Linked DNA regions of Homo sapiens: region 2 is linked to region 1. Evidence: read pairs that join two places in POLR2A ChIA-PET (ENCODE). Cell type or tissue: HepG2. All regions are shown on one strand. Links, peaks and the distances in the headings refer to the core of each region. The heading gives the core; the rest is flanking DNA.

Region 1 (6,367 bases), core at 1,192-5,191:
GGCTCAAGCGATCCTCTTGCCTCAGCCTCCCAAAGTGCTGGGATTACAGGCGTGAGCCATCGTGCCTGGCCCCTAGAGTCCTTCAACACTGACCTTGTCTTAGCCTTCAATATCCCTGCAACCTGTGAGAATAAGCAAAGCAAATACAGTGACCACGTGTCTGTCCCTCCTGGAGCCCAGCTGTAGCTGACCGGAGAGCATCGGGTGCCCATCATGTTGTGGAGTCACGGTCTCGAAAACCCTGGGAGGGGAGAGGCACAATTTGCCCATTATGGAGAAGAAACTGGCCAGTTCTTCAAGAGCTTGATGTCTCTTTTCCTGGCAGCAGGAGTTACAGGCCATGAATACTAGTTTCTGTGGGAGAAATAAAGGAATCTTTGCAGATGGCAAGGGAAAAAAACAGCTCCTTTCTAAAAGGACATTGCCTGCCAGGGACGGTGGCTCACGCCTGTAATCCCAGTACTTTGGGAGGCCAAGGCAAGCAGATCGCTTGAGCTCAGGAGTTCAAGATCAGCCTGGGCAACATGGTAAAATCCTATCTTTACAGAAAAATACAAAAATTAGCTGGGCATGGTGGCACACATCTGTGATCCCAGCTACTGGGGGAGGCTGAGGCAGGAGGACTGCTTGAGCCCGGGAGGCAGAGGTTGCAGTGGGTGGAGATCAGGCTGCTGCACTCCAGCCTGGGCAACAAAGTGAGACTCTGTCTCAAAAGAAATAACAATAATAAATAAAATAAAATAAAATAAAGGGGCATTGCCTTATTGTAAATCCAAGTTTACTAAGTAACTAGCCTCAGTCTAAACACTGGGGAAAGTACAATTCTGAGATGATAGGCCGTTTAGATATGAAGTACCAGATGACATCCTACGTGTATATAATCTGTATTTTGGCTGGGCATGCTGGCTCATGCCTGTAATCCCAGCACTTTGGGAGGTCGAGGCAGGTGGATCGCTGGAAGCCAGGAGTTTGAGATCAGCCTGGCCAATGTGGCAAAAACCTGTCTCTACTGAAAACACAAAAATTAGCTGGGCATGGTGGCAAGCACCTGTAATCCCAACTACTTGGGAGGCTGAGGCAGGAGAATCGCTTAAACCCTGGAGGAAGAGGTTGCAGTGAGCCGAGATCGCGCCACTGCACTCCAGCCTGGGTGACAGAGCGAGACTCTGTCTCAAAAAAAAGAAAAAAGAAAGTTGATACATGGACCCATCTACCTGGCTCCACGCTAAGAGGTGGTCATGGACCATTGATGACCCAGTGTCCTGAATGTGTCCTGTGCCCAGGGTACGTCCAGAAGCTTCGTGGCAGCACCATTCTGGTGGCCGCCAGGGGGCGCCATGTGCTTGCCAGGCAGCAGTCCTGGAACTGGGGTCCAGCCACAGGGCCCCAGGACCACGCCACAGGGCAAGAGTCCTAGAGTTCCTGGTAGTTTCCAGCTGAACCTATGCACACGGGGTCGTTGGTGGAGGTGGAACTAGATCTCTGCAGAGCACCCTAAAGGGGAGAAACGGGACAGGCCCACACAGGTCTTGGTCTGAACTGGGAGTACCCTGCCCTGAGAGCACTGTGGCTTGGCTGGCCCCAGCTGCTGGAGAGGGACTTAGAGGAAAGTGCCACACAGTGTAGGATGCCCACTTGCCTGGTCCAAGGATGCTCCTGGTGGGTGTGAGAGAAACAGCAAAGTCCAGCATTTCCAGACTTGGATTTCTCCAAGGTTTCCAGTCATGTTGCCATTTATTGGGAAGGGGAATGGTGCAGGACTGGGGGAAGGAATAGGAAAATCAGGGCTTCATTTTGGGGAAACTGAGGCTCAGAAAAGCCCACAGGCACCGAGCAAGGATGTGAAACCATTTCCCTCGTAACCCCCGGGCGACACCGCCTGCCCCAGTTCCACGTGAGGTTGTAAAGCACTGATGCTGCTGAACATTTTCATAAATGACTTCATTTAGTCTCATCAACAATGAGCATTTTGATCCCATTTAGGGGGAACAAAGGGAGGCTCAGAAAGACCTTGCCGAGGCCTTAGATGGAGGAGGTGGCAGATTTTAGTGTGCTCTGAGTCCAGGCCCACTTTAGGCTCACAGAACCACCTCAACCCCTTTCTGCCCTAGGCCGGGCTTTTCCGAGCCTCCCTCTGCCCACTTGCCTCCTCCTTCCAGGAGTCAGGGTACTGGGGGGCTTCCCGCCTGCGCCCAAGGGGCCATAGGGCCTCATTCCCATCCATTCCTGCCTCTGTGCCTTGCTCTAACCCAGCTGGCCACAGCCCCACCTGGCCCAGGTGCCGCCGGCCCTGCTTGGTCCCCATACAAAGGCCTGTGGGAGAGGCTGGGAAATTGCCATCCACCTGGGGACAGTGGGAAACAGTCATCGTCAGCCTGTCCATATCCAGGACACCGTGCTGCATCCTGGCTCACAATCAGGAACCAGAAGGCAGCACGGCCCCCACAGGGCTGGCACGGGCAGCCTCACTGTGGCCTGTGCCCTGGGCAGTACCAGGCAGCTCCATCCTGTGGTACCCAGGCTGAGTCCATCTCTTACGCCCACGCCCAACCTCTCAGCAAACCCAGGCAGCTCCAGGTGCACAAAATCTGCACAGCACCTGCCCTTTCTCGCCCGACCATGGCCACCACCCTGGCCCCATCCACCCCTGTCTCCATCTGGACCATCACTCCCATCCACAGACTCCCTGCTCCTTCCCACCCCACCCTCGCAATCTGTTCCACAGCCACAGGGAGACTGTGAACACCTGTGTCACTCCTCCGCCCAGAACCCTCCCGGGGTGCCATCCTGCCCTGAGTAAAGGGCAAAGTCCTCCCCTACGGCCCACCAGGCCTCACATGATCTGCCCCGCCCCACTCTGACTCTGTGGCCTCCCACAGCCTCCTTGCTCACCCAGCCTGGCCACTGCTTATTATTCTGTTCCCACCACGGGGACTTTGCTTGGCTGCCCCTCCCCATAGGTCACTCCCTACCCTCCTTCCAATGTTTGCTCAAATCTTGCCTTCCCAGCCAGGCTTCCCCTGACCACTGCCTTTAATACTTTAACCACCCTGCCTTTTTTTGAACTCCTAATTTTTTATTTTTATTTTTATTTTTTGAGATAGGATCTAGCTCTGTTGCCCAGGCTGGAGTGCAGTGGCGTGATCATAGCTCACTGCAACTTTGAACTGCTAGGCTCAAGGGATTCCTCCTGATTCAACCTCCCAAGTAGCTGGGACTATAGGTGCACACCCAGCACTTATAATTGTAATTTTTAATAGAGATGGGGTTTCACTATGTTGCCCAGTCTGGTCTCAAACTCCTGGCCTCAAGTGATCATCCCACCGCAGTCTCCCAAAGTGCTGGGATTGCAGGTGTGAGCCACCACACCTGGCCACCACACTGCCCTTTTTACCCCCTTTGCCTACTCTGATTTTCTTGGAAACCTTCCATAGACTTCACAGCTTCCTCTCACCATCCCACTCATCCAGCCACTGGCCATGGCCACCTTCCCTGTTACTGTACGCAGGCTCCAGGAGGGCTGGTCAGCTCAGCCTCTCTGCTGGAGTCCTTTATTAGTTTCCCATTGCTGCTGTAACGAATTACCACAAACTTGGTGCCTTCAAACACATTTATTCTCTTGCTGCTCTGGAGGCCAGAGTCTAAAATCAGTTTCACTGGGCTGGAGTCAAAGGAGCGGAAGGACTGCCTGCCTTCTGGAGGCTCGGGGGAGCCATTCATTGCCTCTCCTGGCTTCTGGAGGCTGCCAGCATTCCTTGGCTTGTGGCTGCATCACTCCAATCTCTGCCTCTGGAGTGATTTTGCCTTCTCCTCTTCTGTGTGCAACCTCCCTCTGCCTCTAATTTATAAGGACACTTGTGACAGCATATATGGCTTACCAGGTAGTCCAGGATAATCTCATCTCAAAACCATTAACTTGGCCAGGCGCGGTGGCTCATGCCTGTAATCCCAGCACTTTGGTGGGCCGAGACAGATGGATCACCTGAGGTTAGGAGTTCGAGACCAGCCTGGCCAACATGACGAATCCCTGTTTCTACTAAAAATACCAAAATTAGCCAGGTGTGGTGGTGCGTGCCTGTAATCCCAGCTACTTGGGAGGCTGAGGCAGGAGAATTGCTGGAACCTGGGAGGTGGAGGTTGCTGTGAGCTGAGATTGTGCCATTGCACTCCATCCTGGGCGACAGAGCGAGACTCCATCTCCAAAAAAAAAAAAAAAAATCATTAATTTACATCTGCAAAGACGCTTCTTTTGTATAACATAACATTTATAGGTTCCAGGGATTGGGTTGCTGTCTTAGTCTATTCAGGCTGCTAGAACAAAATACCATAAACTGGGAGGTTTAAAAAATTTATTTCTCACAGTAGTAAAGCCTGGGACATTCAAGATCAAGGTGCTGGCAGATTCGCTGTCTGATAAGGGCCCTGCTTCCTCATAGAGGAGGTCTTCTCCCTGTGTTCTTACAGAGTGGAAGAGGCAAGGGCTCTCTCTATGGCCTGTTTTATAAGGGCACTAATCCTATTCATGTGTACTTTGCCCTCTTGACCCAATCACCTCCCGCAGGTCCCACCTCCTAATACCATCACCTTGGGGGTTGGGATTTCCATATATGAATTTTGGGGGTTTTTTCTAGAGACAGGGTCTCTCTCTGTTGCCCAGGCTGGAGTCACAGATCACTGCAACCTCAACCTCCCAGGCTCAAGTAATCTTCCCACCACAGCCTCCCAAGTGTCTGGGACTTCAGGTGCATCCCACCATGCCTGGCTAATTTTTTTGTAGAGATAGGGATCTTACTATGTTAGCCAGGCTGACCTTGAATTCCTGGGCTCAGGCGATCCTCCTGCCTTGCCCTCCCAAGGTGCTGGGATTACAGGCGTGAGCCACTGCTCTTGGCCTCAGTATGTGAATTTCAGAGGGGATACAAACATTGAGACCATCGCATACCTGAATATATTTGGGGGTCGTTATTCAGCCTACTGATAATCAGGTCCTGACTGATGGTGGTTCTAGGAGAACAGAGCCTCAGGGAAGCTCATCTGCAGCTGGTTCTCTAATCTACAGGGCTTAAGAGCATCATCAACCCTGTTGCCATGGTTAAGGGGGCACTGGTAGTTCACAACATGCAGAGACAAAATGGTGACTTATACTGTGACCTGTCGTCACCTGTCATTTACAGGGTCAGGTCCATTCTGCACTGGTCTCCCTGTTGAGCAAGGACGGTGGCCATTGTCAGTCCAGGCTCCCCACTTCCTTGTTCTTTTTTTTTTTGATAGAGTCTCTCTCTGTCACCCAGGCTGGAGTGCAGTGGCACGATCTCTGCTCACTGTAACCTCCGCCTCCTGGGTTCAAGTGATTCTCCTACCTCAGCCTCCTGAGTAGTTGGGATTACAGGCGCCCGCCACCACGCCCAGCTAATTTTTGTATTTTTAGTAGAGATGGGGTTTCACCATGCTTTCCAGGCTGGTCTGGAACTCCTGACCTCAGGTGATCCGCCCACCTCGGCCTCCCAAAGTGCTGGGATAATAGGCGTGAGCCACTGTGCCTGGCTGCTTGTTCTTATCCCTTTTTTTTTTTTTTTTTTGAGACAAGGTCTCGCTCTGTCACTCAGAGTGGAGTACAGTGGCGCGATCATGGCTCACTGCAGCTTCGACCGCCTGGGCCCAAGCAATCCTTCTCCCTCAGCCTCCTGAGTAGCTGGGACCACAGGTGCACGCCACCACCCCCGGGTAGGTTTTTCCAATTTTTTTTTTTTTTTTAAGATGGAGTCTAACTCTGTTGCCCAGGCTGGAGTGCAGTGGCACAATCTTGGCTCACTGCAACCTCTGCCCCCACCAGGTTCAAGTGATTCTCCTGCCTTAGCCTCCCGAGTAGCTGGGATTACATGCACATGCCACCACGTCCAGCTAATTTTTTGTATTTTTAGTAGAGACAAGGTTTCACCACATTGGCCAGGTTGGTCTTGAACTCCTGACCTCAGGTGATCTTCCCGCCTCGGCTTCCCAAAGTGCTGAGATTACAGGCGTGAGCCACCGCACCCGGCCGACTTTTACAAAATTATTATTATTATTTTGTAGAGATGGGGTCTTTCTATTTTGCCCAGGCTGGTCTTGAACTCCTGGCCTCAAGCCATCCTCCCACCTCAGCCTCCCAGAGTGCTGGGATTACAGGCATGAGCCACCACACCCAGCCAACAAGGGGAGCCTTAAGTACAGAGCAAAGTCTCCTGGTAGCTCACCAGCCAGGTGGTGGACTGGTATTGGGGAGTCCACCCCAGTGGGGACTCACTGAAGCAGACCAGTATGTGGGAAAACCATGGACATGACCCCCAGATCTAAGAGCAGTGGACACTGGGGAAGACCCTCTACTCCC
Region 2 (6,367 bases), core at 1,673-5,672, 85 kb before region 1:
TTTTCTTTTTTTTTTTTGAGATGGAGTCTCTCTCTGTCGCCCAGGCTGGAGTGCATGACACAATCTCAGCTCACTGCAACCTCCGCCTCCTGGGTTCAAGTGATTCTCGTGCCTCAGCCTCCTGAGTAACTGGGACTACAGGCGCCCACCACCACATCTGGCTAATTTTAGTATTTTTATTTTTATTTATTTTTGAGATGGAGTTTTGCTCTTGTTGCCCAGGCTGGAGTGCAACAGAATGATCTCAGCTCACTGCAATCTCCACCTCCTGGGTTCAAGCGGTTCTCCAGCCTCAGCCTCCTGAGTAGCTGGGATTACAGGCACGAACCACCAAGCCAGGCTAATTTTTGTATTTTTAGTAGAGACGAGGTTTCGCCATGTTGGCCAGGCTGGTCTTGAACTCCTGACCTCAGGTGATCCACCCACCTCAGCCTCCCAAAGTGCTGGGATTACAGGCATGAGCCACCATTCCCAGCTAATTTTTATATTTTTAGTAGAGACGGGGTTTCACCATGTTGGGCAGGCTGGTCTTGAACTCCTGACCCCAGGCAATCTGCCCACCTCAGCCTCTCAAAATGCTGGAATTACAGGCATGAGCCGTTGCTCCCAGCCTCAACATTCTTTTTATTTATTTATTTTTATTTATTTATTTATTTTTTGAGATGGAGTCTTACTCTGTCACCCAGGCAGGAGTGCAGTGGCGTGATCTTGGCTCACTGCAACCTCCACTTCTGGGTTCAAGCGATTCTCCTGTCTCAGCCTTCCGAGTAGCTGGGACTACAGGTGCGCACTACCACGCCCGGCTAATTTTTGTATTTTTAGTTGAGACAGGGTTTCACCATGTTAGTCAGGCTGGTCTCGAACTCCTGACCTCAGGTGATCCACCCACCTCGGCTTCCCAAAGTGCTGGGATTACAGGCATGAGCCACCATGCCCGGCCAACATTCTCTTAAATTAAAAATTTTGTGTGTGTGTGTGTGTGTGTGTGTGTGGAGATGGGGTCTCACTATGTTGCCCAGGTTGGTCTCAAACTCCTGGCCTCAAATGATTCTCCCGTCTCAGCCTCCCAAAGTGCTAGGATTACAGGCCTCAGCCACCGAGCCTGGCCTCAACATTCTTAATTATTTCTGAACAAGGGACCTTGCATTTTCATTTTGCAATGGGCCATGCAAATTATGTAGCTAGTCCTGGGAACACTTAGATTTGCAAAGATGTTCTAAACAGAGTAAGAACAGGATACTATAAAAGGAAGAATGTCTACAAGAAGAAAAAGAAATCCAAAGAAATGGATTGGATGAGTTACTAACAGAAAAACGCCTCTTTCAAAATGGAAAAATTAAAGCTATGAGAAATTCTAGGAAAAACATAAAACTGTATCTGTGTTACAGCTATTTGATAAAGTTCACAAAAAAGGAATCCTTTTGACCTGGAGGCTAGGGGCATTCTCTTTACATTGGCTTTACTTACGGGTTTTCTTGGGAAAAAGACTCTTTTCAACAAATGGTGCTGGGACAACTGGAAATCTATATGCAAAAAGATGAATTTAGACTATTACCTCATACCAGAATCAACATGAAATTAATCATACATCTAAATTTAAGAGTTAAAACTATAAAACTTTGAGAAGAAAACAGGAGAAAATCTCATGATCTTGTGTTAAGCAGAGATTTTTTAGATCCAACACCAAAAACTATGATTCATAAAAGAAAAACTGGATAAATTAGACATTATCATAAGTTAAAACTTTTGTACTTGCACATTATATATCTGATAAAGCACTTGTGTATAGAATATATAAATAACTCATAAAACTCAATGAGATAAACCAGTTAAAAAATGGACAAAAGGCCGGGCACAGTGGCTCACGCCTGTAATCCCAGCACTTTGGGAGGCTGAGGCAGGTGGATCACCTGAGGTCAGGAGTTCAAGACCAGCCTGGCCAACATGGTGAAACCCTGTCTCTACTAAAAATACAAAAAATTAGCCTGTAATCCTAGCTACACAAGAGGCTGAGGCCGGAGAATCGCTTGAACCTGGGAGGCAGAGGTTGCAGTGAGCTGAGATCACGCCATCGCACTCCAGCCTGGGCAACAAGAGTGAAACTCCATCTCAAAAAAATAAAAATAAAAAAGAAAGAAAGACAAAAGATTTGAGTAGACATTTCACCAAAGAACATATACAAATGAGTAATGAGCACATGAAATGATGCTCCACTTCATTAGTCATTAGGAAAATGCAATTTTTTTTTTTTTTTGAGATATGGTCTTCTCTGTTGCTCAGGCTGGAGTGCAGTGGCACGATCTTGGCTCACTGCAGCCTCAACCTCCTGGGCTCAAGTGAGTCTCCCATTTCAGCCTCCCAAGTAGCTGGGACTACAGATGCACCCACCACCACATTCAGCTAATTGTTGAATTTTCTATAGAGATGGGTCTTCCTATATTGCCCAGGCTGGTCTTGAACTCCTGGGATCAAGGGATCCTCCTTCCTTGACCTCTCAAAGTGCTGGGATTATGGGCATGAGCCACCATGCCCAGCTGGGAAATGCCAATTAAATTCACAATGAGACACCACTTCATACCCACTACCCTGGCTATTACTCAAACTGACGATACTGACAGGTGTAGTCGAGGATATAAAGAAACTGGAACCCTCAGGCATCGCTGGTGGGGATGTAAGATGTACAGCTAACCTGGAAAACCATTAGGCAGTTTCTTTAAAAGTTGAGGCCAGGCTCGGTGGCTCATACCTGTAATCCCAGCACTTTGGGAGTCCTGAGGTCAAGAGTTCGAGACCAGCCTGGCCAACATGGTGAAACCCTGTCTCTACTAAAAACACAAAAACTAGCCGGGTATGGTGGTAGGCGCCTGTAATCCCAGATACTCGGGAGGCTAAGGCAGGAGAATCACTTGAACCTGGGAGGTGGAGGTTGCAGTGAGCCAAGACTGTACCACTGCACTCTAGCCTGGGCAACAGAGCAAGACTCTGTCTCCAAAAAAAAAAGTTGAACATGGCTGGGTGCAGTGGCTCATGCCTGTAATGTCAGCACTTTGGGAGGCCGAGGTAGGAGGATCCCCTGAGTCCAGGAGTTCCAGGCTGCAGTGAGCTATGAATGCGCCACCACCCTCCAGCTTGGGAGACAGAATAAGAGCCTGTCTCTAAAAAAAAAAAAAAATTAAAAAAAAAGTTAAACATAAACTTATATGAAACCTAGCAATTCTACGACTAGATTATCTACCCAAGAGAAATGAAAATACACCTTCTACCTCCATGCAAACTCTCATATGCTAATGTTCATAGCAGCTTTATACATTTGGAAACACTCCAAATGTCTATTAGCTGATGAATGGATATATAAAATGTGCCATGTCCACAAAATAGAATATTTTTAAGCAGTAAAAAGGAATAAACATGCTATAGTATGAATAAACTCCAAAGCAATATGCTACATGAAAGAGGCCAGATGCAAAAGGACACATATTATATGATGTGCTTCTATGAAATGACCAGAAAAGACAAATCTTTTTGATCAGAAAGTAGATTAGTAGTTGCCTTGGGCTAGGCTGGGAACAGAGTGACTACAAATAGGCACAAGGGATATTTTGGGGGTGATGAACATGCTTTGTTACGGTGGTGATGGTTGCACAACTCTGTAAAGTCACTAAAAGCCACAAAGTTGTCCACTTTAACAGGGCTGAATTTTTTGGTATGTAAATTACACCTCAAAAAAGCTGATTAAAAAAACACAGCAAACTTTGCAATTAAAGCATGTAGGGCTTAAATATGGAAACAGAACAGACTGTAGATGTTTCCACCTTGACAATGTAAAAGCAAATGTACAGCTGGGTGCGATGGCTCACACCTGTAATCCCAGCACTTTGGGAGGCTAAGGTGGGATGATCGCTTGAGCCCACGAGTTCAAGACGAGCCTGGGCAACATAGTGAGACCCCCGTCTCTACAAAAAAATTAGCAGGGCATGGTGGCGTGTGTGTGTAGTCCCAGTTATTAGAGAGGCTGAGGTGGGAGGATCGCTTGAGCCCAGAAGTTGAGGCTACAGTGAGCCAAGATCCCGCCACTGCACTCCAGCCTGGGTGACAGAGACTCCATCTCCAAAAAAAAAAAAAAAGAAAGAAAAGAAAAAAGAAAATGAGCAAACACAAAACAGTGCAATGTTACTGCAATTCACTAAAAATACTATCAAAGAGAACTCCCATACATTCCTGGTGGAATCCATTTGGAATCACTTTGGAAACCACTGGGCTTTTTTTTTTTTTTTTTTTTTTTTTTGAGACTGAATCTCACTCTATCGCCCAGGCTGGAGTGCAGTGGCATGATCTCGACTCACTGCAACCTCCACCTTCTGGGTTCAAGTGATTCTTGTGCCTCAGACTCCCAGGTAGCTGGGATTACAGCTACTCTGCCACCATGCTCTGCTAATTTTTGTATTTTTAGTAGAGACAGGGTTTCACCACGTTGGCCAGGCTGGTCTCAACCTCCTGAGCTCAAGTGATCCTCCTGCCTTGGCTTCCCGAAGTGCTGGGATTATAGGCATGAGCCATTGTGCCTGGCCCACTGGACATTTTTTACTGAAGTAAAAATGAAAATGTGCCTGCCCCATGACCCAGCAACTCCACCCCAGAGCCAGAAAACACATACAAGAATATTCATGGTGGTGGTGTTCCTAACAGCTTCAGATTGGAAAAGTCCCAGATGCCTGTCCACTGTAGCACATACAAATAAGTCATTAATAAGATAAGATGGACTACTATATAGCACAATAATACAAATATTGCAAATACAAATATTATAAATAATACAAATACAAAATAAGGAATAAGCCACAAGTACCCAGAACATGAATGATTATCAAAAGCAAAAAAAAAAAAAAATTTTTTTTTGAGACAGGGTCTCACTGTGTTGCCCAGGCTGGAGTGCATGGCCACGATCATAGCTCACTGCAGCCTCCAATTTCTGGACTAAATCGATCCTCCTGACTCAGCCTCTTCTGGACCTGGGACCACAGGCACACACCACCATGCCTGGCTAATTTTTGTGTTTTTAGTAGAGATGGGGTTTCACCATGTTGGCCAGGCTGGTCTAGAACTCCTGACCTCAAATGATCTGCCCACCTCAGCCTCCCAAAGTGCTGGGATTATAGGCGTGAGCCACCACGGCTGGCCCTTTCTCTCTTCGTGTGTGAGGATGTCCCCTCTGCAAGATGGGAAATATGCAGGTCCACATCTGTCATCCACAATCTACATGTTCAAAAGCTCAGAAAACCAACAGTTTTTCCCAGACCCATTTGGTGGCAGGAGCTGACTTGAGCTGTCATGAGGTTTTGTATAGTCTTTAGTTACTCCCCTGAGAATGAACGTGCATTTCACTGAAGGCCTATTAGTGTTTGATTACACAAATGCTCCTCAGCCCTACTAGGGGACTTATGTAACATACCAAATGGGCTCCGTATGACTTGCTTAATATTCAAAGTCTAGGCTGGGCATGGTGACTCACGCCTATAATCCCAGCACTTTGGGAGGTCAAGGCAGGCAGATCACTTGAGGTCAGGAGTTCGAGACCAGCCTGGTCAACATAGTGAAACCCATCTCTACTAAAATACAAAAATGAGCTGGGTGTGGTGGTGCATGCCTATAATCACAGCTACTTGGGAGGCTGAGGCAGGAGAATGGCTTGAACCTGGGAGGTGGAGGTGGCAGTCAGCCAAGATCACAACACTGCACTCCAGCCTGGGTGACAAAGGAGAGTCCATCTCAAAAAAAAAAAAAAAAAATTCAAAGTCTAGACTCCCAAATGCATCTGGCCCCAAGAGCTTTGGATCAGAGATGATGGACCTCTAATAACCCCTGCCCCTCACGGTTGTAGGGAAATTTCATGAGATCAGGGTCTGGCCCTCGACAAATGTTTGCTGCCACTGTGAGGAGTTACTATGATTAGCAGCAAACACCCAGCTATGGGATTGGAGGAGTCCACGTGGGCACCTCCATATGCTGCCATCAGAGACTAGAAGAATGTGGGATAAGGACAGACACGCTTAGGAAAAAACAAGGCGAAACACAGCAGGACAAAAACTGAACCTCTGGCACGATCATTCGTTGAATTTGCAAAAGGAAAAAGAAAATACCAAGTTCCAAATCTATCCCTAGAAAAATGGGTGGTGACTGGGTGCTGTGGCTCACGCTTGTAATCCCAGCACTTTGAGAGGCCAAGGCAGGAGGATGGCTTGAGCCCAAGAGTTTAAGACCAGCTTGGGTAACATAGTGAGACCCCTGTCTCTACAAACAAAATTTAACAATTAGCCAGGCATGGTGGTGTGCACTTGTGGTCCCAGCTACTCGGGAGGCTGAAGTGGGA

What was found. Peaks named below come from ENCODE experiments on the same cell type or tissue, not always from the same donor. Only the 100,000 strongest peaks of a DNase experiment are listed, where the experiment ranks them.
Region 2: POLR2A ChIA-PET joins it to region 1 with 5 read pairs; 7 of 35 experiments call an interaction of 5 or more read pairs at or near these places.

What each region holds. Positions count from the first base shown.
Region 1 is chr19:39,051,105-39,057,471 of GRCh38, forward strand. No RefSeq gene overlaps it. Among named protein-coding and RNA genes, the nearest start is that of FBXO27, 22 kb to the left of the region's middle. RefSeq lists an enhancer at 1,370-1,419. In HepG2, for the core only: a CTCF peak has its summit at 1,342 (motif pointing right); DNase peaks (open chromatin) are centred at 1,337 and 2,857.
Region 2 is chr19:38,965,330-38,971,696 of GRCh38, forward strand. The region is part of intron 1 of FBXO17 (F-box protein 17); the gene reads right to left. Among named protein-coding and RNA genes, the nearest start is that of FBXO17, 7.2 kb to the right of the region's middle. RefSeq lists a silencer at 4,774-4,984. In HepG2, for the core only: no CTCF peak of the experiment used is centred there; no DNase peak of the experiment used is centred there.